Regions from separate parts of the Homo sapiens genome. Here region 1 is linked to region 2. Evidence: chromatin loops called from intact Hi-C (ENCODE). Cell type or tissue: heart right ventricle. All regions are shown on one strand. Each heading gives the region's core, and the rest is flanking DNA. Links, peaks and the distances in the headings are about the cores only.

Region 1 (15,848 bases), core at 3,555-11,554, 48 kb after region 2:
GAGAGGATCTCTTGAGTCTGGGAGGTGGAGGCTGCAGTGAGCCATGATCTCACTCCAGCCTGGGCGTCAGAGTGAGACCTGTCTCAAAAAAACAAAAACCAAAGTTTTCCTTAACTTGCAATCCTCCACCCATCTCCTGACCTCCACCCCAGGCCGACCCTCCTCTGGGATCACACGGAAGCCTGGGCCCAGAATCTTACAGTCTACCTTGGAAATCCTTCAGATTTTGCCTCCAACTCCTCTTTCCATACAAGTTACATATTAACTCAATCAATGCTTATTGGATGCCTTCTGAGTTACCAGGATGCTGCTGGAGGCCTGTGCTGCTGAGAGGGACAAATAGAATCCTGATATGACTGGAACCAGGAATAGGGCCACCATCAGCTCTAGAACCCAGGGAGCAAATGGCAGGAGCAACACCAGGCAGTCGGCCCTCAGCCCAGCACAGACCTGGTGTGTTGGCTTCAGAAAATCCTGGAAACATCTCTGCTGTGTTTGGAGCTCCTATTCTGTGAGAAGTGTTTTATAGGCTTTGCTCCATTTAATCCTTACGATAACCCAATAGGACATACTATTAATGATCCCCTTTTTTTCAGACCGGAAAACTGAGGTTCGGAGACATTAAGTAATTTGCCTAAAGTCACACAGCCACATCCTGTAGGACTTGGAATTATGAACTCAGGTCTATCTGAATTTTAAAGCCTGGATTTTTCCCCCTTTGCTACATGCCTGGGAAGAACCATGTATTGACAATGAAGAATCCTAAACTCTCGTTAATTTCTGGTCAATTACTCCTCTGGGCCTGGGTTTCCTCACCTGTCAAATGGTGAGACTGGCCTCTCTTCTGTCAAAAGAGAAAATGAAGGCTGGGAAGCACTGTGTCCCTAGCTGGAATGGCCACTCCCTGTCCTGGGTCCTTTGACACCAGCCAGGAGTCCTCACACACTGCCCCTCCCTCCTGGCCTCTGATTGGCCTTTCCTGGCCTCGCCCTCGCCTGGCACAGCCTCTGCCTGAGAGGCCTTTAAGTGGCTGTTCTGGGAATTAAGGCAATTCTTGGAATTGCAGAATTTTTGGATCCGAAAGGATCCTACCCAGACTCTTCCTCTTCTGTCTCCATCCCCTTTCCTAAACCCTTTCTTTTTCTTCTGGTTGCATGTCTGTTTCCCCATTTTGGGGGGATCCCCCTGAGAACTAGAGAAATCACTGACCTCTGTCCTACCCCAGGGGCTTACAGAATTGGCCCTGTCAGGCTTCTGTAACTCAAAGGACTCCCGACTCCTTGCAGAGAACTGAGAAACTCACCATGGGGTTGTCTGTCTGTTCTGCAAGCAACCTGATTCTCTTCCACCTTCCCCTTTCTCAAAGGCCAGCTCACAGATACAGGAGTACATTTTTAAATTTCAGAATCACCCTCAGTTTTCTCCTTTTTGAGACAGGGTTTCAGTCTATCACCCAGGCTGGGGTGGAGTGGTGCAATCACTGCAGCCTTGACCTCCTGGGCTAATTTTTAAATTTTTCGTAGAGATGAAGTCTCGCTGCTATGATGCCAAGGCTGGTTTCAAACTCCTGTCCTCAAGTGATCCTCCTGCCTCGGCCTTCCAAAAGTGGTGGGATTACAGGCATGAGCCACCGTGCCCAGCCCCAAAATTGATTTTTTAACTAAAATCCCCTAAAGTTAATGCTAATGACAGTAATAGTTCCAGCTACCACTATTGATAATCTACCTTAGGGTTTTCCCAACTTCATCTTTCCCATAGCACTTTTGTGATTGATTTCTGCTGTCTATACATTCAAACTATACTATATATATTATGCTATATTTACTTAGCATTTAAAAACTACCTCCTGCCAGTCACAGTGGCTCACGCCTGTAATCCCAGCACTTTGGGAGGCCAAGGCGGGCAGATCACCTGAGATCAGGAGTTCGAAACCAGCCTGGCCAACGTGGGGAAACCCCATCTCTACTAAAAATACAAAAATCAGCCAGGCGCAGTGGTGGGTACCTGTAATCCCAGCTACTCAGGAGGCTGAGGCAGGAGAATTGCTTAAACTCGGGAGGCAGAGGTTGCAGTGAGCCAAGATCGTTCCGTTGCACTCCAGCCTGGGCAACAGAGCAAGACTCTGTCTCAAAAAAAGAAAAAAAAACTACCTCCTTATCCTTTTCACTCAAATATACTTAAAAAGGAAGCTACAGCATATAACCACCAACAATGGAAAACCATGGTCATATGTCATAATTAGAAATTAATTGTAGGCCAGACACAGCAGTTCACGCCTGTAATCCCAGCACTTTGGGAGGCTGAGGAGGGTGGATTATCTGAGGTCAGGAGTTTCACACCAGCCTGACCAATATGGTGAAACACCATCACTATCAAAAACACAAAAAAATTTAGCTGGACATGGTGGCAGGCAGCTGTAATCCCAGGTACTAGGGAGGCTGAGACAGAAGAATCGCTTGAACCTGGGAGGCAGAGGTTGCAGTGAGCGGAGATCGTGCTACTGCACTCCAGCCTGGGCAACAGAGCAAGACTCTATCTCAAAAATAAATAAATAAATAAAATAAATTAACTGTAAAGGCTGAGCATGGTGGCTCATGCCTGTAATCCCAGCACATTTGGAAGCTGAGGTGGGTAGATTACTTGAGGTCAGGAGTTTGAGACCAGCATGGTGAAACCCCATCTCTACTAAAAATACAAAAATTAGCTGGGTGTGATGGCACACCCCTGTAATCCCAGCTACTCAGGAGGCTGAGGCAGGAGAATTTCCTGAACCTGGGAGGCAGAGGTTGCAGTGAGCCAAGATCGAACCATTGCACTCCAGCCTGGGTGACAAGAGCGGAACTCCATCTCAAAAAAAAAAAAAAAAAAAAAAGGAAAGGAAAAGAAATTAACTGTAAAAAGAAATACCGAAGTTAGCCAGTGTGGTGGTGTGTGCCTGTAGTCCTAGCTACTCAGGAGGCTTAGGTGGGAGGATCGTTTGAGCCCAGGAGTTTGAGGCTGCAGTGAGCTGTGATTGCACCACTGCACTCTAGCCTGAACAACAGAGCAAGACCCTGTCTCAAAAAAAAAAAAAAAAAGGAACACTTAACTAAAACTTTTTTTAAAGTTCATCCAGCCAGGCGCGGTGGCTCATGCCTGTAATCTCAGCACTTTGGGAGGCTGAGGCAGGCGGATCACCTGAGTTCGGGAGTTTGAGACCAGCCTGACCAACATGGAGAACCCTTGTCCCTACTAAAAATACAAAATTAGCTGGGCGTGGTGGTGCATGCCTGTAATCCCAGCTACTTGGGAGGCTGAGGCAGGAGAATCTCTTGAACCCAGGAGGCAGAGGTTGCAGTGAGCTGACTCCAGCCTGGGCGACTAGAGGGAAACTGCATCTCAAAAAAAAAAAAAAAAAAGGCCAGGCACGGCAGCTCACACCTGTAATCCCAGCACTTTGGGAGGTCGAGGTGGGTGGATCACCTGAGGTCAGGGGTTCAAGACCAGCCTGGATAACATGGTGAATTCCCTTCTCTACTAAAAATACAAGAATTAGGTGGGCATTGTGGCACTTGCCTGCAGCCTGTAGTCTCAGCTACTTGGAAGGCTGAGGCAGGAGAATCGCTTGAACCTGGGAGGCGGAGGTTGCAGTGAGCTGAGATAGCGCCACTGCACTCTAGCCTGGTGACAGAGCAAGACTCCGTCTCAAAAAAAAAGAAGAAGAAGGGTAGGGCGTGGTGGCTCACACCTGTAATCCCAGCACTTTGGGAGGCCGAGGTGGGTAGATCACCTGAGGTCAGGAGTTCGAGACCAGCCTGGCCAACATGGTTAAACCCCGTCTCTACTAAAAATACAAAACAAAACAAAAATTAGTTGAGTGTGGTGGCACGAGCCTGTAATCCCAGCTACTTGGAAGGCTGAGGCAGAAGAATGGCTTGAACCCAGGAGACAGAGGTTGCAGTGAGCCGAGATCGCACCACTGCACTCCAGTTGGGTGACAGAGCTGAGACTCTGTCTCAAAAAAAAAAAAAAAGAAGAAGAAGAAGAAAAAAAATTATGGGAGATCATTGTTTTGGGTTGAGCTGCTGCACTTTAGGCCCCAACAGATAAGACCAAACCAAAATGTAGTTACTCATGCTAAATGTCACATAATCAAACTGAAACTTTAAGGAAGGAGATAGATCCCAAACAGACCAGTTTTTCCTGAAAACAGGAGATTCCAGTCAACCTGAGTCAGTGTAATATTGGTCCCCTTTGCTTTAACTCTCACAAAAAAGTCACCTGAAGGAACCTCATGTTAACCAATCAGCTTTTTTCCTATTGTTCTGTTTCCTTGGCCAGTGAGAGATCTTGATTCTGTTTTGTAGAATGAAAGCTGTACCAATTCATGAATTGCAAATAAAAGCCAATTAGATCTATATCCAAAATTGTTGTCATTTTGTCTTTTGACACGGTGAAAGGTGAATAGGAGAAACTCCACCTTGGTTTGTATATAAAAATATTATCCAGGATGGTGGCTCACGCCTGTAATCCCAGCACTTCGGGAGGCCAAGGCGGGCAGATCACCTGAGGTCAGGAGTTCAAGACCAGCTTCGTCAACATAGCGAAACCCCGTCTCTACTAAAAATACAAAAATTAGCCAGGCTTGGTGGCTCGTGCCTATAATCACAGCTACTAGGGAGGCTGATGCACAAGAATTGCTTGAACCCAGGAGGCAAAGGTTGCACTGAGCCGAGAACACTCCACTGCACTCCACTGAGCCACTGCACTCCAGCCTGGGAGTGAGACTGCCTAAAAAAAAAAAAAATCTAGCCACAGCCATTATTATCACACTGGATATTTACCAAAGCCTGCACTAGGGAAAAACACCTGGGTCACGGGTTCACTGCTGGTTGGAGGCTGAGCCAAGAGCAAACTAAGTGTGCTGATACCCATGCCCCTGATTTCTAGGGAGTTCTGTGGCCTTCAGGGAGTCCCAGGGGAGCAAGATTAGAGCACCCAGTCCCTGAGTGCCCTGCTATCAGCGGCCTTGACAGAGGCGATCTCTCCTTGGTGGCTGGAATCAGCATCCAGGGCTCTGTCAACTATTAGAGAAACATTTTATTCTTTTTGTAAAACAAAAGTTCTCTTTTCTTTTCTGATTACAAAAGAAGTTATTGCTGTGGAATCGCAAGATAATCCCCATCCTCTGGTCTGTCTGTCCTTTGTTCCCATGACTGAACTCCAACTTTTGCAAAACACTTACTTTTATTTTATGTTTTATTCTAGAGACAGGCTCTTGCTCTGCTGCCCAGGCTGGAGTGCAGTGGTGTAATCTCGGCTCACTGAAGCTTTGACCTCCAGGGTCTCAAGTGATCCTCCCACCTCAGCCTCCTGAGTAGCTGGGACTACAGGCACACGTCACCACACCCTAATTTTTGTATATACACACACACACACACATATATACGTATATATATGTGTGCGTATATGTGTGTGTGTGTATATATATATATAGTGTGTGTGTGTGTGTGTGTGTGTGTGTGTGTAGAGATGGGTAGGGGGTGGGTCTCACTATGTTGCCAAGGCTGGTCTTGAACTCCTGGGCTCAAGTGATCCTCCTGCCCTGGCCTTCCAAAGTGCTGGGATTACAGGTGTGAGCCACCATGACTGCCCTGCAAAAACATTTAAATTATAAAATTAATGTTTCTTTGTCAGCACTTCATGGAATCAGTACTTCATGGAATTCTCATATCAGCTTTGTATCCTGTTCTCTTTTCTGGAAACTAGTTCGGAAAGTTTCATTTCTTTTTTTTTTTTAGATGGAGTCTTGCTCTGTTGCCCAGGATGGAGTGCAGTGGCGTGATCTCAGCTCACTGCAACCCCTGTCTCCCAGGTTCAAGCAATTCTCCTGCCTCAGCCTCCTGAGTATCTGGGATTACAGGTGTGTGCCACCATACCCAGCTAAATTTTGTATTTTTAGTAGAGACGGGGTTTTACCATGTTGGCCAGGCTGGTCTCGAACCCCTGACCTCAGGTGATCTGCCTGCCTCAGCCTCCCAAAGTGGGATTACAGGCATGAGCCACCGCGCCTGGCCAGAAAGGTTCATTTCTTTAACTGTTTGGGGAAATATCATTTATTCCCTCGACAAATACTTTCTGAGTACCTACCATATGCCAGGGAATAGTCTAAAACTGCAGACACCATGGTAACTAGACATACTGTCCTTTCCTCATGGAATTTACCTTCCAGTGGGGGCAGAAAAACAATTATAAGTGAACAAACAAATAAGAATTTCAGCAATGCTTCACTGAGGAGGCATTTAAGCAAAGGCCAGAAGGAAGTTTCAGTCATGCTGAAATTCCTGTTTGTTTCCTTAAGAGCAGGTTATTACCATCTGGCATGCTATGTATTTTACTTATTTATTTATTGGCTGATTTTTTCACCATTGTCTCCTCAGTGCCTGAACATAGTAGGTGCTTAATAAATATTTATGGACTAATAACACTTTGAAGAAAATAAGCAGAGCCAGGCGTGGTGGCTCACACTTGTAGTCCCAGCACTTTGGGAGCCTGTGGTGGGAGGATTGCTTGAGGCCAGGAGTTTGAGACCAGCCTGGATAATATGGTGAAACTCCGCCTCTACAAAAAAAAAAAAAAAAAAGAAAATTATCCACGTATGGTGTCACGCACCTGTAGTCTCAGCTACTCGGGAGGCTAAGGTGGGAGGATCGCTTGAGCCCAGGAGATTGAGGCTGAAGTGAGCTATGACTGCACCACTGCACTCCAGCCTGGGCGACTGGACCCAGAGATTTAGAGATAGAAGCGAGACCCTATCTCTAAAAGAAAAACACCAAAAACCAAAAAAGAGGGCGAAAGAGGGAAACAAAGCCAGACAGCAGTTAAAGTCACAAGGACAGATCTTAATCTGTAATATACTGTTGCAATAGGGAACAGAGTCCAGTGTGAACTGAACTCCTATTTGTACAGAGAATGAGGGAATGGGAGTGGGGGTGAGGAGCAGGGGTTCAGTAAAGTCAAGGCAGTGAAAAATTACAAAACACATGAAGAGGGGAGGGGTTGGCCCAGGTGAAACCCATCTGGGCTTGCTAACTGGTGCTTATCAACAGCGATGTTGAGCTCTTACTCTCCCACAGGAGCTGGGAGATGGGGCCCTATCCTCAGGTGTTGGCTGGAACAAACAGTAAGTTCTTTTGGCAGGCTTGAGTTTTCTCAGGCAGGCACTTTTAGAGGGTCATTCCAGGGATGAGACCTTGAGCTATTAGAAACTATGTCGGTGTTTGGCAGGGCACAGTGGCTCATGCCTGTAATCCCAGAACTTAGGGAGGCCAAGATGGGCAGATTGCTTGAGCCCAGGAGTTCGAGACCAGGCTGGCAACATGGTGAAACCCCGTCTCTACAAAAAATGCAAAAATTAGCCAGTCTCATTGTAGCAGGACGAGCCACAGACAAAACTCCTCAGACACTGGATTAAAGAAGGAAGAGGTTTATTCAGCCAGGAGTGTCGGCAGACTTGCGTCTTAAGAGCCGAGCTCCCTGAAAAAGAAATTCTTGGCCTTTTTAAAGGCTTACAACTCTAAGGGGTCCACGTGAAAAGGTCGTGATAAATCGAGCAAGCGGGGAACGTGACTGGGGGCTACATGTATCAGCTAACAGAACAGAAAGCTTTGCAATGCTTTTTCATACAATGTCTGGAATTTACGGATAGCACAAGTAGTTTAGGTCAGGGGTTGATGTTATTATTATTACTTTTTTAATAAGGGGGAATAAGGAAGGAGACCACTACTACTCCTGCTGTCCTTCTCCCCCCACCTTGCCTAGTTTACAAGACAGGAGGAAAGAAAAAAAGCAAAAAGTTAAAAAGAAACAAAAGTAAGATAAATAGCCAGACAAACTTGGCACCACCACCCGGCCCTAGGAGTTAAAAAAGTAATAACAATAACATCAACCCCTGACCTAAACTACTTGTGCTATCTGTAAATTCCAGACATTGTATGAAAAAGCATTGCAAAGCTTTCTGTTCTGTTAGCTGATACATGTAGCCCCCAGTCACGTTCCCCGCTTACTCGATTTATCACGACCTTTTCACGTGGACCCCTTAGAGTTGTAAGCCTTTAAAAAGGCCAAGAATTTCTTTTTCAGGGAGCTCGGCTCTTAAGACGCAAGTCTGCTGACGCTCCCAGCCGAATAAACCTCTTCCTTCTTTAATCCGGTGTCTGATGAGTTTTGTCTGTGGCTTGTCCTGCTACATCATAACCTGGCCCCAAAATAAAAATACAAAAAAAACTATGTTGGTGTCTGGCTAGCTTGGCCAAGGAGGGAATCTTTGTCAGATGACCAGGAAAGGCCTCCTGGAGGATCAGCCATCAGTGAGGATGCAAGAGAACCCCAAAATCAGGGCTCAGCTCAGGAGGGTTCTGGGCTTCACGGAGGAAAGAATTCAAGAGTGAGCGGACAGTGAAAGCAAGCAGGTTTATTTGTGCAACAGTGTACAACAAGATGGCTGTTCCACAGACAGAGCAGGGCTGTCCCACAGGCAGAGGGCACTCCCTGATCGCTTGCTGGCTCTACTGAGGCTCTACTGATACGTCCTTCTAATCACATGCTAATTAAGAGGCGGGCTATTCACAAACTTTCTGGAAAGGGGGCAGGGTTTTCCTGGAACCATATAAGGTACCTTTTGGGTTTATTGCCATGGGACTTGTAAATTGTCATGGTGCTGGTGGAAGTGTCTTATGCAAATGTATTATGATTCCTAGTCCTAGCTGGTTTGAGCTGGCTTCTTTGCAACATCCTGTTTTTTTTTTTTTTTGAGACGGAGTCTTACTCTGTTACTCAGGCTGGACTGCAGTGGCACGATCTTGGCTCACTGCAACCTCTGCTTCCTGGGTTCAAGGGAGTCTCCTGCCTCAGCTTCCCAAGTAGCTGGGATTACAGGCGTGCACTACCACACCCAGCTAATTTTTGTATTTTTAGTAGAGATGGGGTTTCACTATGTTGGCCAGGCTGGTCTCGAACTCCTGACCTCAGGTGATCCACCTGCCTCAGCCTTCCAAAGTGCTGGGATTACAGGCGTGAGCCACCATGCCCAGCTGGATTTCTTATTTTTTATTTTGCAGAGATAAGTTCTCCCTATATTACCCAGGCCGGTCTCACACTCCTGGCCTCAAGCGATCCTCCTGCCTCAGCCTCCCAAAGTGCTGGGATTACAGGCATGAGCCACTGTGCCCAGCCTCATACCTTCTATTAAACAAGTCCCAGGTCAGGCATGGTGGGTCATGCCTGTAATCCCAGCACTTTGGGAGACCGAGCCTGGCAGATCACTTGAGGTCAGGAGTGACCTACTTGCAAACAATATTTGCAAGTCATGCCAAGTTAAGTCAAAGGACATGGTCGGCTTAGCAAACGCCTCTATAAACTTCCCTGGATCCTCCAAAACCTGGCCAAATTTCTCCTGGCAGAAAGCCAAATCAGACATTTTAAAAAAGGCACATGTACTCTGAGTGTCCTCCCAGTTCTGTTAGCTACCTCCCTCAATGGACATAGGTTCAACCTCAGGGGCTGATATGGGGTCCCACTCCTGGTGGTACTGGTTAAATTTACTTCCTCCAGAAGCAGGGGTTATAGGCTGGGGCTCGTTGGATAAGGAGGGGTGTCTGATGACCTGGTGTAGAATCCTGCACTAGAGGACTGGAGGAACCCTCTTGAGAATCAGGGAACTGAGGAGGCAGGGAGTCGGGGTGGGAGGCAGGCATGGGTGTCCTAGGGGAAGCAGCTAGGAAGGGGTCATGAAGGAATCTGCTCCAATTGCCTAAAAGGCACTTGGGTGGCAGGTCCTTCATTCTTGTTCCCCTGTCTAACAAGGTTCTCTACTCTACTACTAGGCTGGGCGCAGTGGCTCATGCCTGTAATCGTAGCACTTTGGGAGGCCGAGGTGGGAGGATCACTTGAGGCCAGGAGTTCGAGACCTGCCTGGGCAACATAACGAGACCTTATCTAATAAAAATAGAAAAAAACACCAAGGATCTCTACTAGACACAGAGGGTTTTCTAAGTCTAGCTAGAGCACAGTTATTTTCCCATTCAAATTGCCACCTTTCTTTTTCCTTAAGAAAGCTCAGCAGGGCAATCGCCACCAATTCTTGCAAAGAGGGAGTGAGTATAGCCAGCAAGGTGCAACCAAAGTGACTTATGAGACATGACCAGCAAACGGAATGCAATCAAAGAGATGTTTTCATAAGCAAAGTACAGATGGAGCAGTGAAAATAGGAAGGAGAGGTGAAAATAGGGGACAGGACTTATAGTCTGAGTTCCACGAAAAGCAAAGACAGCGTTATGGTGTTGGGCAAAAGAAGGATGACAAAGATGACCAAAAAAGACGCTAACAGAGCATACAGAGATGCCAACGAATTCGGAGCATTTAGGTTTCAGCCACCGAGGGTCTGGAAAACCCCCAGAGCAGGAAGGTGGGGGGAAGGGTGCAGCCAACAGTCACAATAGGACTCTAGCCCACAATGTCCCCCTAGGGTGGGACTCCAGCCCACAGTCTAGCAGGAAACACATGACTCTGGGGTCCAAGAGTCACCCCAGTGCGGGACCTCTCAAAACAACAAAAGATTCAAAACAGGGCCGTGCGCAGTGGGTCGCGCTGTAGTCCCAGCAGTTTGGGTGGATCACCTGAGGTCAGGAGTTTGAGACCAGCCTGGCCCACATGGTGAAACCCCGTCTCTACTAAAAATACAAAAATTAGCCAGGTGTGGTGGCAGGTGCCTGTAATCCCAGCTACTAGGAGGCTGAGGCAGGAGAATCACTTGAACCTGGGTGGCGAAGGTTGCAGTAAGCCAAGATCCCACCATTGCACTCCAGCCTAGGCGACAAGAGCGAAACTCCATCTCAATTAAAAAAAAAAAAAAAAAGATTGAAAGTATCCTGCCTAACATAAAATAGAAACAATTGCCCAAATAGCCGAAGCAGACTACAAAGGCACGAAATAAGTATAAGCATGCATTTCTGCACTAAGAGCAGGAAAAGTGCAATCACTCGGTTATTAGAAACTACAGAGAAAAACATCTGAGGGAAGGGGTGATGGAGCTGGTACAGAGGCTCAGGCCTGTAATCCCAGTACTGTGGGAGGCAGAGACGGGAGGATCGCTTGAGCCCAGGAGTTCAAGGCCAGCCTGGGCAACATAGTGAGACCCCCATCTCTAAAAAAATAAAAAAATAGCCAGGCATGGTGGCATGAACCTGTAGTCCCAGCTACTCAGGAGGCTGAGGTGGGAGGATCTCTTGAGCCTGGGACATTGAGGCTGCAGTGAGCCGAGATCATGCCGCTGCACTCCAGCCTGGGCCACAGAGCAAGACCCTGTCTCTAAAAAAAAAAAAAAAAAAAAAAAAAAGAGAGAGAGAGATTGAGAATGAGAGAGAGAAAAGGGAGGGAGAATGAGGATGTAGCCAGCGAGGTGTGCTCCCATCCTGGGCATGGGGACAATGAACTGGCCACCAAGCCAGGGGCCCTGTTTTCATGTCCTGGTTCACCAGATCTCGAGAGGTGGCAGATCTGAGGCTCACCTGTCCATGGACGCCAAATGGTGCCGATGGCCTTTAATTTGGGGTCCTGGTAAAGGTTTTCCCAGGGTTCCCATGGCTTGTTGGTCTCCAGGAAAGATAACCGCTCTGAAAAGAGCCCTTAGGTCCAGCACAGCTCTCCAGCAATAACAGCCCTAGAATTACAGCTCCCCAGCTCCCATCTGCAATGAGCGAAGACCCCTGTATCCTGTTCGTCCCTTTGTAGTCACCAGGATGATTCAAGCAAAGCCCTCAGCTCAGGAGGGTTCTTAGCTTCCCTCGAGTGGACAGTGAAAGACAGCAAGTTTGTATGAGCGGCATCGCGCATGGCTGCCTACAGGCAGAGGAGGCTCACCTGCCACATCTCCTCATAAGAATGACTCTCTCCTTACCCAGAGCTTATACCCTTTGCACCTCTTGCTACAGTCCCACCTATTTTAGGGTAGTTTGTGTCTATATCTGCTTCCCCTTGTTTTATTTTGTTTTGTTTTGTTTGAGATAGGGTCTCACTCTGTCGCCCAGGCTGGAGTGTAGTGGTGCAATCTCACCTCACTGCAGCCTCCACCTCCCAGGTTCAAGCAATTCTCCTGCCTCAGCCTCCTGAGTAGCTGTCACTACAGGCATGCACCACCACGTCCAGCTAATTTTTTGTATTTTTAGTAGAAACAGGGTTTTGCTATGTTGGCCAGGCTGGTCTTGAACTCCGGCCTCAAGGGATTCGCTCACCTTGGCCTCCCAAAGTGCTGGGATTACAGGCGTGAGGCACCGCGCCTGCCTGCTTCCTCTTTAAATGAGAACAGAGTGACGGGGGTGGTCGATATAACTTTGCTGCTGCTATTTGAGTTAGCTGGGCCTGCTCTATTCTCCTTCAGTACCAAGTGGGACTGTAGTCTTCTGAGGCTCAGACCAGCAACGATGGTGGTGAAGACGTTGATGTCCTGACCAACTAGCTCTGCATGGCAGACGCCTGGTGAGCAGGAACAGTTTACCCACAAGCTGCATCACCTGCAGAGGTGGGTGTGAGCCAGGATGAGGGTCAAAGAAGTGCACTGGGGAAGCTTGATGTGGCTGTGAACTCTGACCCCTGCCCCACCTCCCTTTCTGACAGCTAGGTTCTAAGAACGTCCTGACATTTACTGAGAAAGCTTGGAATGCATATTCCTACCCCTGAATTACCAGAGCAATAGGAGAATTAGGGGAACGGCTATGAGATTTCTGGTGGGGAATGCGTGGAGTCCCAGGCGGTTGGGAGACTTCCTGACTCCCACACCTTTTCTTTCACCCTGTCATTTATATTTATTTATTCATTATTTTTGTTTTGTTTTGTTTTGTTGTATTTTTTTGAGATGGAGTCTTGCTCTGTTGCCCAGGTCAGAGTGCAGTGGCATGATCTTGACTCACTGCAACCTCCACCTCCTGTGTTCAAGTGATTCTCCTGTCTCAGCCTCCTGAGTCACTGTAGCTGGGACCACAGGCGCGTGCCACCACACCCAACTCTTCCCTTTTACCCTCTCGTTGTCTCTCCGTTCCTTGCCTGCCTTTTTAACTTTTCTTTTTTTTTTTTCCAATTTGAGACAGAGTCTCGCTCTGTCACCCAGGTTGGAGAGCAGTGGCACGATCTCAGCTCACTACAACCTCTGCCTCCCAGGTTAAAGCAATTCTCCTCCCTCAGCCGCCCGAGTAGATGGGATTACAGGTATGCACCACTACACCAAGCTAATTTTTGTATTTTTTAGCAGAGACGGGGTTTCACTATGTTGGCCAGGCTGGTCTCAAACTCCTGACCTCCGATGATCCACATTTCTCAGCCTCCCAAAGTGCTGGGATTACAGGCATGAGCCACCACCTCTGGTCTCTTGCCTGCTTTTGACATCCATTGCACACTGTTGTCATCACAGCAAGACTCTCCGTGCTGGGAACACGGACAGGTCCAGCCACTGGGTCAAGGTGTGGGAGGTGGGGCCAGTAGGCTCCATTGTGCTCTCAGAATGGATATGCATAGGATCTGTTCTTTTCTTTTCTTTTCTTTTTTGGAGACAGAGTCTCGATCTGTGGCCCAGGCTTGAGTGCAGTGGCGCAATCTCGGCTCACTGCAACCTCCGCTTCCCAGGTTCAAGCATTCCTCCCTCAGCCTCCAGCGTAGCTGGGATTACAGGTGTCTGCCACCACACCCTGCTAATTTTTGTATTTTGAGTAGAGACAGAGTTTCACTATGTTGGCCAGGTTGGTCTCGAACTCCTGACCTCAAGTGATCTGCCTGCTGTGGCGTCCCAAAGTGCTGGGATTACAGGTGTAAACCACTGGGCCCGGCCCTGCCCTCTCTTCATTCTCTTGTTCATCCATTACAGGCAGTATGGACTAGTGGTTAAGTATGTGGACACTTGAGCCAGGCTGCTTTGGTTCAAGTTTCAGTTCTGGGCTGGGTGCGGTGGCTCGCGCCTGTAATCTTAGCACTTTGGGTGGCCAAGGCAGGCAGATCACCTGAAGTCAGGAGTTCAAGACCAGCCTGGCCAACATGGTGAAACCCCATCTCTACTAAAAAAAAAAAAAATACAAAAATTAGCTGGGCGTAGTGACGGGTGCCTGTAATCCCAGCTACTCGGGAGGCTAAGGCAGGGAGAATTGTTTGAACCCGGGAGGTGGAGGTTTCAATGAGCCGAGACCACGCCACTGAACTGCAGTCTGGGCAACAAAGCGAGACTGTGTCTCAAAAAAAAAAAAAAAAAGTTGACCGGGCGTGGTGGCTCATGCCTGTAATCCCAGCACTTTGGGAGGCCAAGAAGGGCAGATCACTAGGTCAGGAGTTCGAGACCAGCCTGGCCAACATGGTGAAACCCCATCTCTACTAAAAATACAAAAATTGGCAGGGCATGGTGGCATATGCCTGTAATCCCAGCTACTTGGGAGGCTGAGGTAGGAGAATTGCTTGAACCCAGGAGGCAGAGGTTGCAGTGAGCCAAGATTGCGCCATTGCACTCCAGCCTGGGCGACAGAGCAAGACTCTGTCTCAGAAAAAAAGAAAAAAAAAAAAAAAGTTCAGTTCTGGGCCAGGCGCAGTGGCTCACGCTGGTAATCCCAGCACTTTGGGAGGCCAAGGAGGGTGGATCACTTGAGCCCAGGGGTTCAAGACCAGCCTGGGCAACAGTGAGACCCCATCTCTATAAAAAAAAATTTCAGTTCTGTCACTTGTTTAATCTCAGTTTCTTCATCTGTAAAATAGATTGTCTGAGTAGCCTCTTGTTATCCATGGGGCACATGTTCTAAGACCCCCGCAGTGGATGCCTGAAACCACAGATAGTCCCGAACCCTGTATATACTGTTTTCTCCTATACATATATGCCCATGGGATTTTTTTTTTTTTTTTGAGACGGAGCCTTGCTTTGTCGCCCAGGCTGGAGTGCAGTGGTGAAATCTCGGCTCACTGCAACCTCCTCCTCCTGGGTTCCAGCGATTCTCCTGTCTCAGCCTCCCGAGTAGTTGTGATTACAGGTGTCTGCCACCACGCCAGGCTAATTTTTGTATTTTTAGTAGAGACGAGGTTTCACCGTATTGGCCAGGCTGGTCTCGAGCTCTTGACCTCAGGTGATCCACCCACCTAGGCCTCCCAAAGTGCTGGGATTACAGGTGAGAGCCACTGCACCCGGCCCCTATGGGAAAATTTAATGTATAAATTATGTACAGTAAGAGATTAACAATAATAAGTAATAATAAAATAGGACGACAATATACTGTAATAAAAGTTATGTAAATGTAGTTTCTCTTTCTCCCTCTCTCTCTCTCAAAATATCTTTTTTTTTTTTTAGACGGAGTCTCGCTTTGTCGCCCAGGCTGTAGTGCAGTGGTGCGATCTCAGCTCACTGCAAGCTCCGCTTCCCAGGTTCACGCCATTCTCCTGCCTTAGCCTCCCTAGTAGCTGGGACTACAGGCGCCCGCCACCATGCCCAGCTAATTTTTTAGTATTTTTAGTAGAGACGGGGTTTCACCGTGTTAGCCAGGATGGTCTCGATCTCCTGACCTCGTGATCCCCCCGCCTTGGCCTCCCAAAGTGCTGGGATTACAGGTGTGAGCCACTGCGCCTGGCAAAATATCTTATTGTAATGTATTCACCTATCTTTAACTTAGCCCTGACTTGAAACTCGTGGACTCACCTATTTTGGGACCACACTTGACCAAGCATAACTCAAACTGAAGAGAATGAAACCTCGGATGAGGGGAACTACTGTACATGAGTTTTGCATGTAAAGCTGCTAGAAGAGTGTCTGGCATACAGGGGAGGGTCAGTAAATGCTGGCTGCCACACCAGGC
Region 2 (15,848 bases), core at 4,844-12,843:
ATCATGTTGCGTGCCCCCCATCATGGTACCCTGCAGAAGAGTTCCACCCCCTAAAATCCTCTGTGCTCCACCTATCCATCCCTTTCATCCTATCTCTCCCAAGGCCCTGGCTACCGCTCATCCTTTCACTCTCTAGTTTTGCTTTTCGTTTACAGTTGGAATACACAGCACGTAACCTTTCAGACTGGCATCTTTCACTTAGCAATGAGTGCCGGCATCTTCTGACTCTTACTCTCCAGGTTACGTCTAAAAGGAATACCATTTGGGAAGGAATTTCTGGGATCTACTCCTTCCTGGCTGTGCGGTGCACAACTGCCAGCAAACTGATCCTTGTGTAGCTATAAACCCTGAGTATCGTGGGCAAAATGTGGCAGAGCATGCCCGATAGCCTGCAGTGAGCTACAGGCACCAATACGCATCTCCCTTGTATCTGTGAAAGAAAAGATATCAAATAGGGGAAAAATGGCTTTTTTTTTTTTTGAGATGGAGTCTTGCTTTGTCACCCAGGCTGGAGTGCAGTGGCGCCATCTCGGCTCACTGCAACCTCTGCCTCCCGAGTTCAAGTGATTCTCCTGCCTCAGCCTCCCCAGTAGCTGGGATTATAGGCATCCGCCACCAAGCCTAGCTAATTTTTGTATTTTTAGTAGAGACAGCCAACATGGCAAAACCCCGTCTCTACTAAAAATACAAAAACAATTAGCCGGACATGGTGGTGTGTGCCTGTAATCCCAGCTACTAGGGAGACTGAGGCAGAAGAATCGCTTGAACCCAGGAGGCAGAGGTTGCAGTGAGCTGAGATCGCGCCACCGCACTCCAGCCTAGGTGACACAGTGAGACTCCGTCTCCAAAAAAAAAAGAGTGTTTTTGTTTGCCTGGATTAATAGGGTGGAAGGAAAAGATATGGGGCATTTTTGTTGGGTGTTAAAAATGTTCTGAAATTGATCGTGCTAATGGTTGCACAATTTTGTGAGCTGCGAAAAACCACTGGATTATACACTTTAAATGGGTGCGTTGTATGGCATGTGAATTCTATCTCAGGATAGCTGTCAAACAAAATGAATCATGAAATCCTGTACATGGTAGAAAATCCAACAGGAATGGTAGCCATACACCAAATTCCCCTCCTTTCACTTTTATTACGTCATTTTGGTTCCTGCGAGTCCAATCTCTCTGAACACAAATGCCACCCCCACTTCACGGCTCAGCATCAAAGCCCATGTTCCCATCTGGGAATGGAGGGTGGTGACTTTTTACCTGGGTTTGTTTGATCAGCTGATGGAGCTCTGTGAGAAGTTCTGCAATGCGGGAATCGGCAGACACGAGGGCCATTGTCTACAGGGGCACCTGGTGGGGGAGCGAGGACAGAAGAGAACTCTGTTAGTGGCTGCTGTGGGCTGAACTGTGCCCCCTCAAAAGATACATTAGGCCTGGAGGCTCATGCTGTAATCCCAGCACTTTGGGAGGCCAAGGCGGGAGGATTGCTTGAGGCCAGGAGTTCAAGACCAGCCTGGGCAACACGGAGACCCCGTCTTTACAAAAAAATTAAAAACTTAGCCCGGCATAGTGGCACACATCTGTAGTCCCAGCTATTCGAGAAGCTAAGGTGAGTGGATCGCTAGGCCCTAGGGGGTTGAGGCTGCATGAGCTACGATCGTGCCATTGCACTCCAGCCTACATGACAGTGTGACACCCTATCCCTTTAAAAGATAGTAATAATAAAAAGATACATTGTAGTCCTAACCATGGTACCTGTAATGTCACCTTGTTTGGAATTAGGGTCTTTGGAGAAGTATTTAAGATGTCACTAAGATGAAGTCATAGTGGAATAGGGTGTGCCCTTAATCCAGACACACAGCCAGGTGCAGACAGAAGCAGCGACTGGACTTGGACAGCTGCAAGCCAGGGGATGCCAAGGACTGCCGGCAGCCACCCATCCAGCCGGGAGAGATGCGCGGAGTAACGGCCCCGTCTAAGCCTCCAAGAAGCAACAATCCCTTGTCTTTGGAACCAAGCTGACATCTTGATTTTGGAATTATGGCCCCTAGAACTGTGATGGAATAAATTTCTCTTGTCTTAAGCCACCCAGCTTGCAGTAACTTGTTATGGCAGCCATAAGAAATGAATACAGTGGCAAGCTATCCTTGGATTCTCCTCCACCCTATTGATATGTTTGAATGTCATATGTTCGACGAAGTCAAGGAGTCAAGGAGTGTATAATTTTTGTATATAAATACAAAAATTAATATGAAGTGCCTTAAAAAGATAGCATGCCCTTAGCCCCTGCTCTGCTGCCAATATCCTGACAAATGATTCAAACATTTCTGGTATCCATATTTTAATCTGTAAAATGGGGATCATCTCTGCTATATTTTGGGAGATTCAAATAAGATTTTATATGAAGACACTTTCCAAGTCATAAAACGCTGTTACTTTCTTACTATAGTGGGAAGATAATTTTTTTTTTTTTGAGACGGGAGTCTTGCCCTGTCACCTAGGCTGGAGTGCAGTGGTGTGATCTTGGCTCACTGCAATCTCTGCCTCCCAGGTTCAAGCAATTCTCCTGCCTCAGCCTCCTGAGTAGCTGAGATTACAGGTGTGTGCCACCATGTCCAGCTAATTTTTGTATTTTTAGTAGAGATGGGGTTTCACCATGTTGGCCAGGCTGGTCTCAAACTCCTGACCTCAGGTGATCTGCTTGCTTCAGTCTCCCACAGTGCTGGGATTACAGGCGTGAGCCACCACGCCCAGCCAGCATGGGGAGAGAAACTACTGTAAAATATCTCAATCAAGATGAATGTACTCTGATGAAAATAAAATGCTTCTGTACAATAAAAGATAATTAGGGCCGGGCGTGGTGGCTCATGCCTGTAATCCCAGCACTTTGGGAGGCCGAGGAGGGCAGATCATGAGGTCAAGAGATCAAGACCATCCTGGCCAACATGGTGAAACCTTGTCTCTACTAAAAATACAAAAATTAGCTGGGCATGGTGGTGGGCACCTGTAGTCCCAGCTACTCAGGAAGCTGAGGCAGGAGAATTGCTTGAACCCGGGAGATGGAGGTTGCAGTGCGCCGAGATCACGCCACTGCACTCCAGCCTGGCGACAGAGTGAGACTCCGTCTCAAAAAAAAAAAAAAAAAAAGATAATTAGAACAAGAGTAAAAAGACAACCAAAAGTAATCAAGAGTGTAAGTTACAAGTAGGTGAAAATAGACATATGCCTCAAGATAAAGGTATATTTGATAAAATAAGGGGATATTTTTTACAGTGCTAAAATTTTGCACAATAGCCTGCATCTTACAAAGTTTGTTCAAGCTGGGGGCAGTGACTAACACCTGTAATCCCAGCACTTTGGGAGGCGAAGGTAGGAGGATGGTTTGAGTCCAGGAGCTCGAGATCAGCCTGGACAATACAGCAAGACCCTGTCTCTATTTTTATTTTTTATTTATTTATTTTTTGAGATAGAGTCTTGCTCTGTCGCCCAGGCTAGAGTGCAGCGGTGCGATCTCTGCTCACTGCAACCTCGGCATCCTGGGTTCAAGCGATTCACCTGCCTCAGCCTCCAGAGTAGCTGGGATTACAGGCACCCGCCACCTTGCCTGGCTAATTTTTTGTATTTTTAGTAGAGACGGGGTTTCACCATCTTGGCCAGGCTGGTCTCAAACTCCTGACCTCGTGATCCACCCACCTCGCCCTCTTTTTTTTTTTTTTTTTTAAAGTTGTTCAACTAACACATCCTCCTACTCACAGAGATCAGATTCACGATGAATGGAGTAAACTCTTCCCCCCACTTAATCAACTGCGAACCTCTCGCCATGTATTTATTCATATCTTCTTACATGCTCTGCTGCTGCTATTTAAAAGTATAATAACATACAAACTAGGAATAGAGGGTAACCTCCTCAACCTGATGAAGGGCATCTATGAAAAACCCACAACGAACATCAGACTTAAAGGCGAAAGATTAAAAGCTTTCCCCTAAGTCAGGAACAAGATGAGCATGGGCCCTTGTCATTTCTAGTCAACATTGTTCTGGAGGCTCTCGCCAGGGCAATGAGGCAATAAGATGAAATAAAAGGCATCCACATTGGAAAGGAAGAAGTACAACTATTTCTATTTGCAGATGACATGACCTTGTATATAGAAAACCCTAAGGAATCCATTAAACAACTATTAGGACTAAGACAAGGTTAGAACTCATAGCAAAGTTGCAGGATACGAGATCAATAAACAAAACTCAATTGTGGCCAGGCCCCAGAGGCTCACGCCTGTAATCCCAGCACTTTGGGAGGCTGAGGCGGGAGGATCACTTGCAGCCAGGGGTCCAGACGAGCCTAGGCCACCAGACGAGCCTGAGCCCCACTTCTACTTTATAAATTTTTTAACTTTAAAAAAAGAAAGCTACAGTAATCAAGATGTTGTAAGCAAAGACATCTAGTTCAATGGAATAGAACTGAGAAACCAGAAATGGTCGACTAATTTTCAACAAGGGTGTCAAGACAAATTAGTGGGGAAAGAATAATCTTTTCAACAAATGGTACTGGGACAACTGAATATCCACATGTAAAAGAATGAATCTGGTTCCCTATCTCAGCCCATATACAAAAATGATCTGAATAGACAGTTCTCCAAAGAAGACATATAAATGATCACCAAGCACATGACAAGATGCTCCGTATCATTAGCCATTGGGAAATGCAAGTCAAAACTACTGAAGACACCACTTCACACCTACAATAAAAAAGAGACAAGAGTTGGGAAGGAGGTAGAGAAACTACACGAATGCATAAAGTGTGATATTATCCATACAGTGGAATATTACTTGACAGTAAAAAGAAATGAAGTACTGAGACACGCTATGACATGGATGAACCTTGAAAACATTATGCTAAGTGAAAGAAGCTGCAATCACAGAAGACCACATAATTGTGTTTCCATTTACGTGAAATATCCAGAATAGCCGAATCCATAGAAAGCTGGGTGGGGAAGGGTTGGGAGAGAAAGGACAGCGACTATTAATGAGTATGGGTTTTTTTGTTTTTTTTTTTTGGCCAGGTGTTGAAAATGTTCTAAAATTGTGCTGATGGTTGCACAACTCTGAATATACTAAAAACCAATGAATTGCACACTTTAAATACATGGTACATGGCCACCCCACCCCCAGGCAAATATTAATTTACTTTCTGTCTCTTTAGATTTATGTAGTCTGCACTTTTTTTTTTCTTTTTTAATGAGACAGAGTCTCGCTGTGTCACCGAGGCTGGAGTGCAATGGCACGATGTTGGCTCACTGCAACCTCCGCCTCCCGGGTTCAAGTGTTTCTCCTGCCTCCCAAGTAGCTGGGACTATAGGCGCCCACCACCACGCCCGGCTAATTTCTGTATTCTTAGTAGAGACGGGGTTTCGACATGTTAGCCAGGCCGGTCTCGAATGTCTGACCTTGGGTGATACGCCTGACCTCGGGTGATCCACCTGCCTCAGCCTCCCAAAGTGCTGGGATTACAGGCGTGAGCCACCATGCCAGGCCTGTGCTTTTATTGCTGAATAACTCCATTGTTTTGCTATATCATATTTTACATGTCAGTTCATGAACTGATGGACATTGGGTTACGTCTATTTTTTTGGCTATTATGAATAATGCTGCTATGAGCGTTGTGTACAGGTTTTTGTGTGGGCACGTTTTCTTTGTTTTTCTTTTTTGGGACAGATTCTAGCCTTGTTGCCCAACTTGGAGTGCAGTGGTGTGATCTCGGCTCACTGCAATCTCTGCCTCTCTCGTTCAAGCAATTCTCCTGCCTCAGCCTCCCAAGTAGCTGGGATTACAGGCACCCATCACCACGCTGGCTACTTTTTGTATTTTTAGTAGAGATGGGGTTTCACCACGTTGGCCAGGCTGGTCTCAAACTCCTGACCTTAGGTGATCCACCTGCCTTGACCTCCCAAAGTGCTGGGATTACAGGTGTGAGCCACTGCGCCCGGCCCTTCTTTTTTAATTTTAATTTTAGGTTTTGGGGATACATGTGAAGGTTTGTTGCATAGGTAAATATGTGTCATGGGGGTCTGTTGTACAGATAATTTCATCACCCAGGTATTATGCCCAGTACCCGATGGTTATCTTTCCCGCTTCTCCCTCCTCCTACCCTCCCCGCCCAGTGTCTGTTGTTTCCTTCTTTGTATTCATGACATGTTTTCATTTCTGGGTACATATCTATGAGAATTAATAATGTGTTTTTTTTAACGTATTTACACTATGTTTATCTTAATAAGTGTATTAAACATAAACTCTGTTTAACCTTCTGAGGAGCTGCATGCTGTTTCCAACTGGGTGACCATTTTACATTCCCACCTGCAATGTGCATTCCCACTCTGCATTTGCGCCAACACATGCTATTGTCTCTCTCTGTCATTTTTATTTTTGGCAGAGGCAGGGTCACACTATGTTGCCCAGGCTGGTGTCGAATTCCTGAGCTCAACCAATCCTCCTGCCTTGGCCTCCCAAAATGCTGGGATTACACGTGTGAGCCACCATGCCTGGCCTCTCTCTTTTTGATTACAGCCATCCTAGTGAGTCTGAAGTAGAGTCTCATTGTGGTTTTGATTTGTGTGTCCCTAACGGTTAATGGCATTGAGTATCTTTTCATATGCTGTTGGCCATCTGTATATATTACCATTTTAAAGTTTGGTTATTTGTCTTTTTTGTTTGCTTGTTTGTTTTGAGACGGAGTCTCACTCTGCCACCCAAGCTGGAGTGCAGTGACTCAATCTCAGCTCACTGCAACCTCTGCCTCCCGGCTTCAAGCAATTTTCCTGCCTCAGCCTCCTGAGTAGCTGGGATTACAAGGCACGCACCACAAAGCCCAGCTAATTTTTGTATTTCTTTTAGTAGAGACAGGGTTTCACCATGTTGACCAGGCTGGTCTCAAACTCTCAACCTCAAGTGATCCACCCGCCTTGGCCTCCCAAAGTGCTGGGCTTATAGGTGTGAGCCACCGTGTCCAGCCAGTTGTCTTGAGTTGTGTCCTTGGAAGCACATGTTTTTAATTTTTATGAAGACCAATTTCTTTTTCTTTTAGCTGCTTGTGATATTGATCTGTGTTGTCCCACATGTACGACACTGTTTTTACCACCACAGCTTTACACAATGCATTGTCATATAGAGAAGAACATATCCCCTTAGAAACATTTAGAGACCTAGGAACAGAAGCTACATCTGTGTCTCAGGTGGTGGTGAAGCCAGATGGTGGATCCTGGTGCCAGTACCCCCAGGGCTTGTATACCATAGGGAAAGGGTGGTTCAGAAGGGATGCACTGGACAACTGAAGTATGATAACATCAAGATGGTGTGACCCCATGGCAGGATTTATGGTAAGTATGTACTCTTACACAAGGAACAATAGACAAACTGGAAATCTTGGAGTCCTTTCCAGAACTGGAATTAATCAGAAGTGAACACGGTGAATTAGAATACAGGATGAAGTTGCTTTAGTCTCCCTAGTTGCATTAGTTAAAACCACACAAAAGAATAAAAGTGGAGTTTAGATCACAGATTGGAAGTGGATAAATCTGAGCATGATCAGCATGCAGGCTGTTGCTAAAGTCTTGGGAACTGATGAGGCTAGAGACTATCTGCTAAGTGAGGAAAAAGGAAAGAACCCCAGTGAGCCATAACAAAGAAAGTGAAGGTGTGGACAGAAGATGCAAGCTCAGTGGCCAGATCAGGGAAGGTGTGGCTTGGCATAGAAAGGGTTATTCTCTCCTGCTAAAGCAGGAATCCTGGCTGAAACTGTTATAGGGAGTTGGACAGGCAGGAGCAGGGCAGGAGAGGGCTCTCCCCCACCCACTAGGTGCCAGGGAGAGGCCATTTCCTGACGGTCCACACTTGATGCACTGAAGTGTTAATTGAATGCAGACACCAAGGAGACGCACCTTCCTGAGCATGCACATTAAGAGACCAAATGGCAGAGCATGGCCTCCCAGGGCACATCACCAGAACAGTGAAGAAAGCCTCAGATGGGCATCCGTACAACTTCCTACACACTGTGTATGTGCCCACCTCCCAAGGGTAAGGAGCACACTGTGCATGCGGGCAGCTCGCCGTGAGGGAAGAATCATGGGAAAAGGGCCAGCCTTGGTCCTAGAATGTCCTAGGATCAAGGTTAAACACCGCACTGGACCTCAGCACCCACGTGGGTCTCCTTCAAGTGTACTTCTCCTTTCTTTCCTGTTCCAAAGCTTCTTAATGAACTTCCACTCCTGCTCTGAAACTTGCCTCGGTCTTTTCCTGCCTTGTGCCCAAGTCGAATTCTTAACAGGCAAGAAGTGAGATTGCTGCAAACCCGTACAGATTTGCTGCTGGTAACTCAGATACCTTCCACCCGTAACAAAACCAATGGCCCGCCTTGCACATGCCCGCACCTGAGCCCTATTAACAGCCCCACCACTGGACAGGGGGTTTTACTTTACACAGCACTGTCACAAACAGCGAGAGGTGCTGCAACCACGTGGCCAAGTCATCTGGTTAGCCTTCCCTTAGCACACTTCAAACCTCCTCTCTCCTCAATATCCTTGATACTGCCCTCAGACCCAGGCCTGGGTCCTATTAGCTGATATCTGAGGTTCCTACTTCACTCGGAAGGGAAGCCAGAGACTTTATGCCCACCATCAAAACTACAAGCTCTGTATAGCAATGCCTGTCACCTCTGCCTTCACCCTAAAGAGGGAAAAACAGTCTTCATTTGTGTTCTGAACTCCATCTCCCCTCCGACTGTCAGCGAATCCTTTCTCCTCTACCAGTGAACAAGCATGATTGAGGAGAGTTCATCCTGAAAAAACACAAAAGAGCTTCCAAACCCCTTTAGAGGCCCCCACCTCTGTTCCTCTTCACGGCAAAACTTCTTCCCTAAATTGTGCAGGGATCCGGTGCTGCTTCCTTGTCCCCACTTCACTTTCCAACCCACTTCTCTAGCTCTGTCCTCATCAGTCTCTCATCAAGAGAGTCAACAGCCCCTGCAGGGGAAGCGTGAGGGCCCTCTCTGCTGCTTCCGATGTGGCCTACTGATCTTGACATGATGCTACTCCCTTCTCCTCTGGCTTCAGGGCCTCCCTCCTGGCAGTTCGCCGGCCACCCACCTCCAGCTCCTCCTCTGGGCTGGAGCCTGGCTATCTCTTACACCCCCCCAGGTCCTCACCCCCACTTCCCAGCTGTGTAGTGCCATCTCCCAATCTGTACATCCGTCAAAAGAAAGTCACAGAAGGGATGATAAACAGCACCAAATGCCACAGAAGAGGACTCAGAGGGGTCTCCCAAAGCTGAGGAAGTCACTGAGGACCTTGGGGAAAACATTTTCCGTGGAAGAGACAGAAGCCAACACACAGGAGGGGGAGGCAAATGCAGGAAGCAAATGTAGGTTACTCTGTCTGGGAGTACAGCTGGGAGGCCAGCGAGCAAGAAGGGGTATGGGGGGTGCTGAATGGAGGAAAGTGACACGGAGGAATGTGAACACGTGGCTGGGGGGAGTTTCATGCTGAGAAGCCAGGGACAGAAGAGGGGGCTGTGTGAGAGGAGGCAGGCGCAGCGAGAGACAGGCTCTAGCACTGGATCATACCCAGCGACACCTCCCCGGCTCAGCTGACATTCCTTCTGGCCTGTTCCCTCTACACTGTCTCAGACACACGATCTTGCTGCCTGCCCACTCCTACCTGCAAAGCCCTTTCCCTTCTGGCTCAAGGCTGCGCTTGCCTGACCAGTCCTAAAGAAGCACACTTTTCTCTTGCTTGATTCTTCCTAGAACTGACATGGACTCTGCAACACGCCTTTAGAAACTGGCCTTCTACCGGGCGCAGTGGCTCACGCCTGTAATACCAGCACTTTGGGAAGCCGAGGCAGGCGGATTACCTGAGGTCAGGAGTTTGAGACCAGCCTGGCCAACATGGTGAAACCCTGTATCTACTGAAAATACAAAAGTTAGCCAGGCGTGGTGGCCGGTGCCTGTAATCCCAGCTACTCGGAGGCTGAGGCAGGAGAGCTGCTTGAACCCAGCAGGCGGATGTTGCAGTGAGCCGAGATCGTGCCACTGCACTCCAGCCTGGGCAACAAGAGCTCCGTCTCAAGAAAAATACAAAAGGGCCGGGCGCAGTGGCTCACGCCTGTAATCCCAGCACTTAGGGAGGCTGAGGCAGGTGGATCACAAGGTCAGGAGATTGAGACAATCCTGGCTAACACAGTGAAACCCCATCTCCACTAAAAATACTAAAAATTAGCCGGGCGTGGTGGTGGGTGCCTGTGGTCCCAGCTACTCGGGAGGCTGAGGCAGAATGGCGTGAACCCGGGAGGCAGAGCTTGCAGTGAGCCGAGATTGTGCCACTGCACTCCAGTCCGGGCAACAGTGCGAGACTCCGTCTCAAAAAATAAAAATAAAAATAAAAAAAGAAGAAACTGGCCTTCTAGCCAGCTGCTATTGGTGTATCTTTTCTTCCCCAACAGACTAGAAGCTCTCAGGCAAGAACGGAAATCTCTGCTTTCATCAATCAATCACCACTCATTAGTAGCGTCAGGGACTTAGCAGGCACTTTTCTAATTTTCACTACTTCACACCCCAGCTCTCTCCTTCCCTGACCCCCATCTCCACAGTTAGGTCCACTTTGGATTTCCTTACATTGACTCTTCCAAACTTTTTTTGAAAGCGTAGGCTTTCCTTGGCTTCTGCAAGCTACCGCGTCAACTATGAACCACATGGTACTGACTCCCAAATCGATCCCCAGCCCAGAGGGCTTCCCAAAGATTCAGAATCTTTTTTTTTTTTTTTTTTAAGGCGGAGTCTAGTTCTGTCGCCAGGCTGGAGTGCAGTGGCGTGATCTTGGCTCACTGAAACTTCCACCTCCCTGGTTCAAGCGATTCTCCTGCCTCAACCTCCCAAGTAGCTGGGATTACAGGTGTCTGCCACCACGCCCAGCTAATTTTGTATTTTTAGTAGAGACGGGGTTTTGCTTTGTTGGCCAGGCTGGTCTCGAACTCCTGACCTCAGGTGATCCACCTGCCTCGGCTTCCCAATGTGCTGAGATTACAGGCGTGAGCCACCATGCCTGGCCAACAACAGAAATTTATTGCTCACAGTTCTGAAGGCCGGAAAGTACAAGATCCAGGCCCCAGTAGATTCGGCATCGCTCTCCGCTTCAAAGATGGTGCCTTCTCACTGCATTCTCAACATGGCAGAAGGGGCAACACAAGTCCCTCAGGCCTCTTTCATAAGGGCGCTAACCCCATTCTTGAGAGTGGAATCCTCACAGCCTAATCACTTCCCAAAGGCCCCACCATGTTGGGGATCAAGTTTCAACATATGAATTTTAGGGGAACACAAACACTCAGACCACAGCATTTGGCTCCTGAACCCCCAAAAGTCATGTCCTTTTTACTTGCAAAATACATTCAGTCCACCCCAATGGCCCCAAATAGAAACTCATTCTAGCATCAACTCAAAAGTCTAAAGTCCAGAGTCTCATCTATCATCTAAATCAGATATGGGTGGCTGGGTGTGGTGTATCATGCCTGTAATCCCACACTCTGGGAAACCAAGGTGGGCGAATCACTTGAGGTCAGGAGTTCAAGACCAGCCTGGCCAACATGGTGAAACCCTGTCTCTACTAAAAATACAAAAATTAGCTGGGCATGATGGCAGGCACCTGTAATTCAGCTACTCAGGAAGCTGAGGCAGGAGAATCACTTAAACCTGGGAGGCAGAGGTTGCAGTGAGCCGAGATCCCACCAGTGCACTCCAGCCTGGGTGACAGAGTGAGGCTCACTCTCTCGCTAAATAAATAAATAAATAAATAAATAAATAAATAAATAAATAAATAAAATTTAAAAAAATCAATCAATCAATCAGGTATGGGTGAGACTCAAAGTACAATTCATCCTGGGGCAAATTCCCCACCATCTGTGAGCCTGTGAAATCAAACGTGTTATGTGCTTGTAAAATACAACGGTGGGACAGGCATAGGACAGACATTCTAAAAGAGAGAAACAACAAAGAAGAAAGGGGTAATAGGTCCCAGGTAAGTCCAAAACCCAACAGAGCAAACCCCATTCAATCTCAAGGTTTCTGAACAACCTTCTTCAACTCTATGTCCTCCTACCTTCTGGACACACTGGCAGGGACATGTTGCTGGGCTCTGGGCAGCCCTGCCTGTACAGGTTTGCTGGGCACAGCCCATGCAACAGCCCTCACTTGTTGGAGTTGCATGCCTGTGGCTCTCCCAGGCTGGAGTTGCACACTGGTGGCTCTACCAGTCTGGGGTCTCAGAGGCAACCCTACCCCCATAGCTCTGCTAGGCAATGCCCTAATGGGGACTTTCTGCAGGGGCCTTACCCTGTGTCAGTTCTCTGCCTGGGCCCAAGGCTCTTCAGGGCATCCTTTACAATCTAGGTGGGGGTAGCCATGCCCCTACAGCTTGTGTATTCTGTGCACCAGCAAAGACAGCGCCATGTGGATGCTGCCAAACTACCTCGGGCTGCCAAGGAGCACTGCCCCAGAATGCTAGGAACAGAGCCTTGAAATGGTTCTGCCCCCAACACCCTGGGCCTTCTGGGCCTGTGATGGGGGTGACAGCCCCCACATGCCTTCGGGGTCATCCTTCCATTGTCTTGATTAGTACCTGGCTTCCACATCCATACTAGTCTCCTTATCAAAGGATGGCTTGGCCACACCTTTCATATTCTCTCCAAATACATTTATTCTTTTTTTTTCTTTTTGAGACAGGCTCTCGCTCTGTCACCCAGGCTGGAGTGCACTGGTGCAATTTCAGCTCACTGCAGCCTCAATCTCCCAGGTTCAAGTGATCCTCCCACCTCAGCCTCTTGAGAAGCTGGGACCACAGGCACATGCCACCATGCCCGGCTAATTTTTTGTAGAGACAGGGTTGCACCATGTTGCCCAGGCTGGTCTTGAACTCCTGAGCTCAAGTGATCCACCTGCCTCAACCTCCTAAAGTGCTAGGATTACAGGCGTAAGCCATTGTGCCCAGCCTACTTTTTCATTCTTTACAACGTGGCCATGCTGAGAATCTTCCAAATGCTTAAGTTCTGCTTTCCTTTTGGCTTTAAATTCTGTATTTAGTTTGTTTCTCTCTTCTCACATTTTACTATAAGCCGTCAAGAGAAGCCATGCCACCCCCTCACCACTTTGTTCAGTGACTTCATCCACCAAATATTCTATTTCATCACTCTTAAGTTCTCCCACAAAACACTAGGACATAAGAAAGAAAAGAAGCTTTTATTTTTATTTCTTTCTTTCTTTTACTTTATTTATTTATTTTGAGACAGAGTTTCGCTCTTGTTGCCCAGGCTGGAGTGTAATGGTGTGATCTCGGCTCACTGCAAACTTCGCCTCCCAGGTTCAAGCGATTCTCCTGCCTCAGCCTCCCAAGTAGCTGGGATTACAGGCACACGCCACCACGCCCGTCTAATTTTGTATTTTTTTTTTTTCTTTTTTTGAGATGGAGTCTTACTCTGTCATCAGGCTGGAGTGCAGTGGCACAATCTCAGCTCACCACAACCTCTGCCTCCCGGGTTCAAGCGATTCTCCTGCCTCAGCCTCCCAAGTAGCTGAGATTGCAGGCACAAACCACCATGCCCCGCTAATTTTTGTATTTTTAGTACAGACAGGGTTTCACCATGTTGGCCAGGATGGTCTCGATCTCTTGACCTCGTGATCCATCCCCCTCGGCCTCCCAAAGTGCTGGCATTACAGGCGTGAGCCACTGCTCCTGGCCAAGAAACCTTTAATCTGAAGAATGTGAGCCCCCCCCAACCACCCCTTAATTATCAAGCCCAGAGAAGCAATGAGATGCAACAGCAGTCATGTCTCACTCCACACTTAAGCTAAATAATCAATCACCTCATGAAGCCACTTGCTATGTGAGCTCTAAACTAACTCATGCAAAGTAGCTATACAATGTCATACACTGGCATTTTCTGTAATTTCTCATATCCTATAGTTCAACAATGTATAGCCAGTCACTAATTCATGTTATCTCTGTAAATCAACGAGAATTCCTGTCAAACAACTTTTTTTTTTTTTTTTTTTTTTTTGAGATGGAGTTTTGCTCTTGCTGCCCAGGCTAGAGTGCAATGGCATGATCTTGGCTCACTGCAACCTCCACCTCCCGGATTCAAGCAATTCTCCTACGTCAGCCTCCTGAGCAGCTGGGATTATAGGCGCCGACCACCATGCCTGGCTAATTTTTGTATTTTTAGTAGAGATGGGGTTTCACCATGTTGGTCAGCCTGGTCTCAAACTCCTGATCTCAGGTGATCCACCCACCTCAGCCTCCCAAAGTGCTGGGGTTACAGGCGTGAGTCAACACACCTGGCCCCTGTCAAAAAACTTTGTGTGAGCCCACTCCTCATTCCCTTTTGCCTTTAAAAATCTGCTTGTAACAAAGGCCAAACAGAGCACTCCCCAAGGCAACTTACAAGTGTGTCCCAGGCTGCAGTCCTCAACCTTGGCCCAAATAAACTCTACATTAATTTTGCCTAGGCTTGTTCCTTTAGGTCAACAGGCACAAACCCAAATCAGCCAAGTTCTTTGCCACTTTATAACAAAGATCACCTTTCCCCCAGTTTCCACTAACATGTTCCTCATTTCCATCTGAGATCTCATCAGAATGGCCTTTACCATCCATATTTCCACCAACATTCTGTTCATGCCCTCTTAGGGCATCTCTAAGAAGACTGAGGCTTTCTCTACAGCTCTCCTCCTGTGCCCTTACCACACCTGTGCTTAATGATTTGTTCATGACAATGTAAACCTTTTCTAGTATGAACGTCAAAACTCAGTCTCTACCCACTACCCAGTTCCAAAGCTGCTTCCATATCTTCAGGTATTTGTTATAGCAGCACCCCACTTCTGGTACCAATTTGTCTTAATCCATTTGGCTGCTTTAACAAAATATTTTAGACTAGGGAATGTATAAACAACAGAAATGCATTGCTCTAGAGGCTAGGAAGTCCATGATCATGGTGCCAGCAGATTCGGCATCTGGTGAGGGCTTGCTCTGTGCTTCAAAGATGGCACCTTCAAAACTATGAGCAATATGTTTCTGTTGTTTACAAATATCCAGCCTAAGGTATTTTGTTACAGCAACCCAAATGAACTAAGATACTCACTCACTGGTTGAACATCTCTATCCAGAAAAGACCCCAAATTACTATGCTCAACATGGATATTTCTTACACACTTCTACTTCTCTATGGCTAGAAATTTTCCATAATAAAAATAATATTTAAAAAATCATACTGAAGTTAAAGCCTTAAAAAAATAATATTTTTAAAAGTCAAGAAAATGAAAAGAAAATCAGTGTGTCCAGAAAATATTCTAAAATTGGATTATGGTAATGATTTTATAATTGAATGTACTTTAAAAGCCAATTAACTGGTGGGGTACGGTGGCTCACCCCTGTAATTGCAGCAGTTTGGGAGGCCAAGGCAGATAGATCACCTGAGGTCAGGAGTTTGAGACCAGCCTGGCCAACATGGTGAAACCTGGTCTCTACTAAAAATACAAAAAAAGTATCTGGGTGTGGTGGTGCACGCCTGTAATCCCAGCTACTTGGGAGGCTGAGATGGGGTCTCACTCTGTTGCCCAGGCTAGTATGCAGTGGTGCAATCTTGGCTCACTGCAACCTCTGCTTCCCAGGCTCAAGCAATTCTCTCTCCAGGCTCAGCCTCCTGAGTAGCTGGGACTACAGGTGTGTACCACCACGCCCAGGTAATTTTTGTAGAGATGAGGTTTCACCATGTTGCCCAGGCTGGTCTTGAACTCCTGAGCCCAAAGTGATTTGCCCACCTTGGCT

The links. A loop is a pair of places that touch in the nucleus more often than their neighbours do. Peaks named below come from ENCODE experiments on the same cell type or tissue, not always from the same donor. Only the 100,000 strongest peaks of a DNase experiment are listed, where the experiment ranks them.
Region 1: a loop joins it to region 2, with 1.9 times the contacts of the local background. A loop is called at or near these places in 2 of 110 quality-filtered maps.

The regions. Positions count from the first base shown.
Region 1 is chr16:28,517,637-28,533,484 of GRCh38, reverse strand. It overlaps NUPR1 (nuclear protein 1, transcriptional regulator), which reads left to right. Exons shown (of 3, transcript NM_012385.3): 3 at 1-777. Among named protein-coding and RNA genes, the nearest start is that of NUPR1, 13 kb to the left of the region's middle. In heart right ventricle, for the core only: no CTCF peak of the experiment used is centred there; no DNase peak of the experiment used is centred there.
Region 2 is chr16:28,566,551-28,582,398 of GRCh38, reverse strand. SGF29 (SAGA complex associated factor 29) reads right to left here. Exons shown (of 10, transcript NM_138414.3): 2 at 1,255-1,344. The coding sequence starts at 1,329. Among named protein-coding and RNA genes, the nearest start is that of SGF29, 21 kb to the right of the region's middle. In heart right ventricle, for the core only: no CTCF peak of the experiment used is centred there; DNase peaks (open chromatin) are centred at 9,111 and 9,598; H3K27ac peaks cover 1,732 bases.